Linked DNA regions of Homo sapiens: region 2 is linked to region 1. A link is a contact called in ENCODE Hi-C data. All regions are on one chromosome and are shown on one strand. Each heading gives the region's core, a stretch centred on a gene start or an enhancer-like site at or near the end of the contact. The rest is flanking DNA. Distances are from core to core; before and after follow the strand shown.

Region 1 (2,700 bases), core at 129-2,628:
TTTGCTGGAAAAAATTTAATAAATAATCATAGAGTAATTAACATGTTCCAGTTCCTGTCTATACTGGTTGATACTGATTCAACGAGTATGAATGAACTTATGAGGTGGGTGACGTTGTTATCCCCAGTTTACAGATGAGGAAACTGAGGCACGGTTTAACTTACCCGAGGTCATAGCAGTAGAGTTAAGATTTGAAATCAAATGTCTTACTCTCTCTCATCAATGAAAACTGAGCTACGATCTATCAGCTCAGCACATAACAACACAGGATCATCCTAATTATTTCCAATGTCCCCCAGAGTGATTCTTTTTTCTTATGATAAAAATTATCTGGAAATTTCTAGGCACATAAGCAGCTGAAAAGGTTGCATGTGAGGCAATGAATAGCAGAAATATTTGTGTGCCATTTTTATATCAACATGTTAATGTGTGCTAATGAATTTTAGAGTGGATTTTTTTAAAAACATGACTATTGTAATTAAAAGCTTATGTGATTTAAATACAAGATGCAATGATGATTACCAGATTCTATTCCTCTTTATATTTTACATAAGACTTCCAGGGTTCCATAAGTATAATCTTGAAACATAGGACATTCCTGGAAAAAAAAATTGCTTAAAACTATTTCAGTGTGCAATCCACCTCTTTGTAAATGTTACTTTCTTCCATCCAAATATTACATTTGGCAACAAAACTCTCCGCTGAGAGCTTTCTCTTCCTTTTGTGTCATTGTTCCCTAAATAAAGCAACACATGAAATTCCTGACGGCAAAAATCAGACTCAGATCCCAAAACCTCTGTCTTTATGCAAGATTTATCTTTTGCATTGGAAACGGCCAAGGAATATGAAGAGGGGAAAGAAGAGGCAAACAGACAAGCATGCAGGCTCTGAGGAATAAATGCCCCTCAGGACGCTGTCTCCTGGGGAATTGCAAACCTCAGTCCGTTTCTGAGGAAGTGCGGTCTCTGCATTTCTGAAAGAGGTATTTCCCCCCCTTGACACAAGGAGCATGGTAATGAATTGACTAGTTAAAAACTGTTGGTTGGAAAAACCCGTCCCTGTGTCTTTCTGAGCAGGGCGAGCTGAGCTGTCCGCGAGGCTGCGGCAGGAGGCCTCGTCCTCCCGGGCAGGGTCCCTCCTGGAGGCTCCCCCGGTCTCTCCCAGACGCACCCGCGCCGCGTCCTTGTTCCCCGGGAGCAGCCTCCCTCCAGCCGCCGGTCCTGGGAGCTTCACCGTCCAAACGGGAGCTGAGTTTGCAAGCGGCCAGGCGGCGGTGCGGCTGGTGCTGCTGCTGATGTCAGAGCCAGAAAGCAGTTGTGATTGGATCTAATTAGACGCTGCTGCAGCAAATAGACAAGCTCCCTGCGTGATTGGCTTCAAAGTGGCTGGTGCCAAACAACTAGCAGAGGCGCAAAAGTAGCCTCCCTGCGCTGGGAGCCCAGAGCAGGAGGCAGAGCCCGCGGGAAGCTCGGAGCACTCAGGACGCCGCGCGCCCTTCCCCGCCCTCCCTGACCAGGGAGCAGCTCGCTCCAGGCGCCCAGCCGAGGCCCCCAGCCCAGTGGGAGCAAGTCATAGAGAACAATTCGAGAGACAGAGAGACGGAGCGCGCTTTCCTGCTCAGTCCTGAAAAGTGAGCCGCTCCCGGGTTTGCAACCTCAAGCTTCGCAGCAGCGGCGGCGGCGGCTGCCGGGAAGGAGGCAGGTGCAGGTGCAGGAGGGAGGCGGCTCTGGGCTCCGCGCCTGGGTCTCGGCCATGGCCTCGGTCCTGGGGAGCGGCAGAGGGTCTGGAGGGCTGAGCAGTCAACTCAAATGCAAGTCCAAGAGGAGGAGGAGGCGGAGGTCCAAGCGGAAAGGTAAGGACCGCGTGGCGCGCCGGCCCCTGCCCCCCTTCACCCCCGGCTTCTCCACCCCGGCCTCTCATGGGGTCTCCGGGCTTGTCCGTTGTGAGCAGCTTCACTTTGGGGTGCTGGCGGGATGGCTGCTCCGTGCAGGGCGCTCGGGAGTTCAGATCCCGTGGAAATGTCTGGGGCCTCCTCTTGCCCAGAGGGGACAGTGAGCAGCCACGCTGCGACATGTTTGAGGGACCCGGACGAAGTGGGGCGAGGGCGGCGAGGAGCTCCCCGGGGACCCCGCGCGTCTCCGGGCCCCGCAGTCCCCAGTGGCCGGCCGGGCTGGCACTGCCTTCCACCCTCCGGAGGCCATCTCGTCTCCCAGTGCCAAAGGAATTACCCAAAAACGGGGGAACGAGCCCTCGCGCCAGCTACTCCCATCCAAACTGTCCCGGAGGAAGGGATAGGCGAAGCCCTGCGATCGCCTCTCCAAATTGGCTGGCAGTTTTTACTCAATGTGGTGCCCGTCGATTTGTAAACATTGGGTCGTAAAGAGAACACAGGGCTCGTCCTTGGAGAAATAAGCAGAAATGAATACAGGAAAACAGAAAGAAGCATCATATTTTGTTAGTGGTAGAAAAAAACCGCAAACCAGGAAAGCAGGAAAAGCAGCCGGCTGACAGCGGCCACTGACAAACTCAGCTGTGCCTTGTTACTGATATTCCTGGGGCTGGGCCGCGCTGAAGTTAGTCAATGCTACAGCAAGGGAGGGCTTTCACACTGGGGATTTTGCAAAATTAGCAATCGCTCCAATATGAGAGCAATGCCCCCAGTGCCATCGTAGCCTGTGTGCATGCCAGGAAGAATTAAAA
Region 2 (2,700 bases), core at 201-2,700, 1.3 Mb before region 1:
CGCGCCCGCCCCGCGCGCTCAAGGGCGAAGGGAAGGTCACCCGCGCAGTGGGCAGGGGGTGCATCCCCGCTCCAACCCTGTGCAGTGCGCGGCCCCGAAACGGGAGGAAATCCGCCATCCGGGCCTTTCCACGCATCTGCGGCAGGAGGAACCGGGAAAACAAAAATCAAAACCCAGCTCGGGGCGCGCCGCGTCTCCAGCCTGCGCGATCGCTAAGGCTCCCAGGTTGCGTTCGCCTGGGAAGCGCCGATCTACCCGCCAGGGATTGCACGGATCGGGACACTCCATCATCCGGGCACCGGCGCCCCCACGTGCACCCGGGGCCTGGGGCGCGCCGAGTCTCCGCCACCTTCCGCTCTTCAATGTTAAATATCCTCCCGGCGCGCCCGCGTCCGTGGGCCCAGCCTCGGGCCCCTCCTAGAGAGCAGCTTCCACATTGCAGGGCAGGGAAGCCCGGAGCCCGCGCCGCGGCGCCGCTGACATCCCGGAGTCCCCGCTTCCTGATCCTTCCCGTCTGCGGAGGCTGGCGGGGAGGGCCTGGGACCCATTTTGGTTTTCGTTTTTGTCACGAGCCGGAAGGCGACAGCACATGCGAGCGCAGGAAACCCTTTTTAAAAATCTCCCAGCGGAAACGCGAGGGGCTGCCGGACCGCCCTGGAGACGCCAGGCGGGAACCCCGCGCACCCCCGCCGCGTCCCGCATTGCAGCAGCCAGGACCCCGCCCACGCCGCGCAGGGCACGAGGCGACAGGAGGCGCGCGGGGACCCAGCCGTTTCTTCCTCGACATTCTAGGGGGTGGCGTGCGGCGGAGTTGGGGGGCGGGGGGGCACTTAGGAAGTGATCGCGCTGTACCCACGCTTCGGAGGGGACGCCCGGCCCCGTCCTACAGCTCAGAGGCAGAACGACCCCCGAGGGCGCTTCAGGCGACTCCCTCTGCCAGGTTCCATTTAAAACAAAACCGAAGGTGGAAAACTCACTGATCTTCCGGATGGAGGTTCCTACCGCCATGTCCCTTCCTCCCCCGCCCCACCGGGCAAGGACCCCGGGGCTGCCTCGCCGGCTCATGCCGCCCCGCAGGTACCCCTGCCGCTTCCGGGCGCGGGCTTCTTCCCGGTTCTCCCCATCGCTTCCCCGCTCTTCTCCCCGGTTCTCCCCATCGCTTCGCCACCTTTCCCCGGGTCCCCCCCATCGCTTCCCCCCTCTTCTCTCCGGTCACCCCATCGCCTTCGCCCGGTTCTCCCCAGCTCCGTCCGTCCGTCCCTCCCTCGCCGCCGGGAGGGGGGCGCGCACCTTGAGCATCCCCGCCGCTGGTCAGCACGCCGATGGCCTTGCCGGCCCCGGAGAGGTGCTCCAGGAACTTCCGCAAGGAGCCCTTGGGGGCCCGGGAGTCGTCCGCGTCCATGGCGAGGAGGCCGAGGGGAGCCGCACGTCCGGGTGCGCAGCAGGCAATGGGGACCCTGCCCGCGCGCGCCTGACTCGGAACCGCCGCCCCGCCCGCGCCCCCGCCCGGCCCCAGCGCCAATGGGCGGTGACGGGCGGGGCCCGAGCGTATGGGAGGGGCTGCGGGGGAGGGGGCGCGGGCGCGGCTAGGGGCAGGGGCCGGGGCTGGGGCGGGTGTGGGCAGGAGCATCTACGCGGGGGTCGTCGTAGGTGGGGGCCGCGCTAGCGGTGCGGGAGGCGGCAGAGGCAGGGGTAGCGCCACAGGTGGGCGGGTCCCTGCTAGTGGGGCCGCATCGCAGGTGCGCGAGCCTCGCGGGTGGGCTGGAGGACTCTGGTTGGGGGCTCTAGAGATGACGGGAGCGCCACAGGTGGGGCAGGGGCAGCGTCCGGAGGAGGGGAGACCGCAGGGGGCCGGGGTCACATCGTTTGCGGGGCGCGCCAGGGCGGGGCGGGATAGAACGCCGGGAGCATCTCCCGGGGGGGCGAGGGAGACCGTGAGTGGGCGCGAGCGCCGGGGCGGGTGGAAACCCCGCAGTTGCGGGGAGCGCCGATGGCGGGGAGGGGTGGAATGGGGGCGCGGAGACCCCACCTGGACGCGGAGGCTCGCGGCAGGCCCGGCCGCTCGGGCCGTTGTGGGGGCCGAGCCCGGCCGCGCGCACAGCTTCTAGTGGCCCGCAAGATTCCTCCTGGGGCGGCGCTGGGAGCCTCGGGGCTCGGCTTCCTCGACCCCCGCCCCCAGGTTTCCTCTGCAGCCTGAGGTCGGGAAGGACGGACGGAGAGTGGATCCTCCAGGTGGTGGGAAAAGGTGAGCGTGGCGGGCTGGGCCATGACGAAGCTGCCATTTCCCGGGCCCATGGGGGCTGTGGTGCTCCTGGGCCCCCAGCCCCGCCCTTGGGGGGAAGAAGCCGTGGGGTGGAGGAAGGTATCGGGGCGCGACCCTCAGAGACGCCCTGGCGGCGCCCCGGCCTGGGCGCTGGAAAGTCAGAGTGGGGCAGGAGGAGGCGCAACAGGACTGGCCTGGCGGGGAGGCGGGGAGGCGGGAGGACCCTCCCTCCCCACGGACACGCGCGCTGCTGTACGCTCTGCCTGACCTCGGCCGGCTCCACTGGCCAGCTCCACGTACTGAAATACTCACATCCAATGCACTGTGCGGTTGCCCATCCACAGCTTAACAGCCTGGTGCCAGTTACCCTGCGATGGGAGAGGGGGCAGCCCCCATAGAAGCACGGGCTTATGGGACCCGGGTTCCTTCAGTGCTCA

Evidence for each region. Hi-C counts contacts between places; a loop is a spot of excess contacts on that map. Pooled maps may share reads with other maps.
Region 2: a loop to region 1 is called in a map with no recorded cell type, with 5 times the contacts of the local background. The contact joins the promoter of PFKP here to the promoter of ADARB2 in region 1. A Hi-C loop is called at or near these places in 4 of 37 single-sample maps with no recorded cell type and 2 of 50 pooled maps.

The regions. Positions count from the first base shown.
Region 1 is chr10:1,736,203-1,738,902 of GRCh38, reverse strand. ADARB2 (adenosine deaminase RNA specific B2 (inactive)) reads left to right here and starts at 1,378. Exons shown (of 10, transcript NM_018702.4): 1 at 1,378-1,852. The coding sequence starts at 1,753. RefSeq lists a silencer at 1,429-1,488 and an enhancer at 1,450-2,046.
Region 2 is chr10:3,066,298-3,068,997 of GRCh38, reverse strand. PFKP (phosphofructokinase, platelet) reads right to left here and starts at 1,450. Exons shown (of 22, transcript NM_002627.5): 1 at 1,291-1,450. The coding sequence starts at 1,402. LOC124902536 (wiskott-Aldrich syndrome protein family member 1-like) reads right to left here and starts at 2,428. Exons shown (of 1, transcript XM_047426132.1): 1 at 1,650-2,428. The coding sequence starts at 2,295. The coding sequence ends at 1,858. PFKP-DT (PFKP divergent transcript) reads left to right here and starts at 2,065. Exons shown (of 4, transcript NR_160681.1): 1 at 2,065-2,245. RefSeq lists silencers at 18-198, 612-791, 1,212-1,611, 1,622-1,721 and an enhancer at 342-411.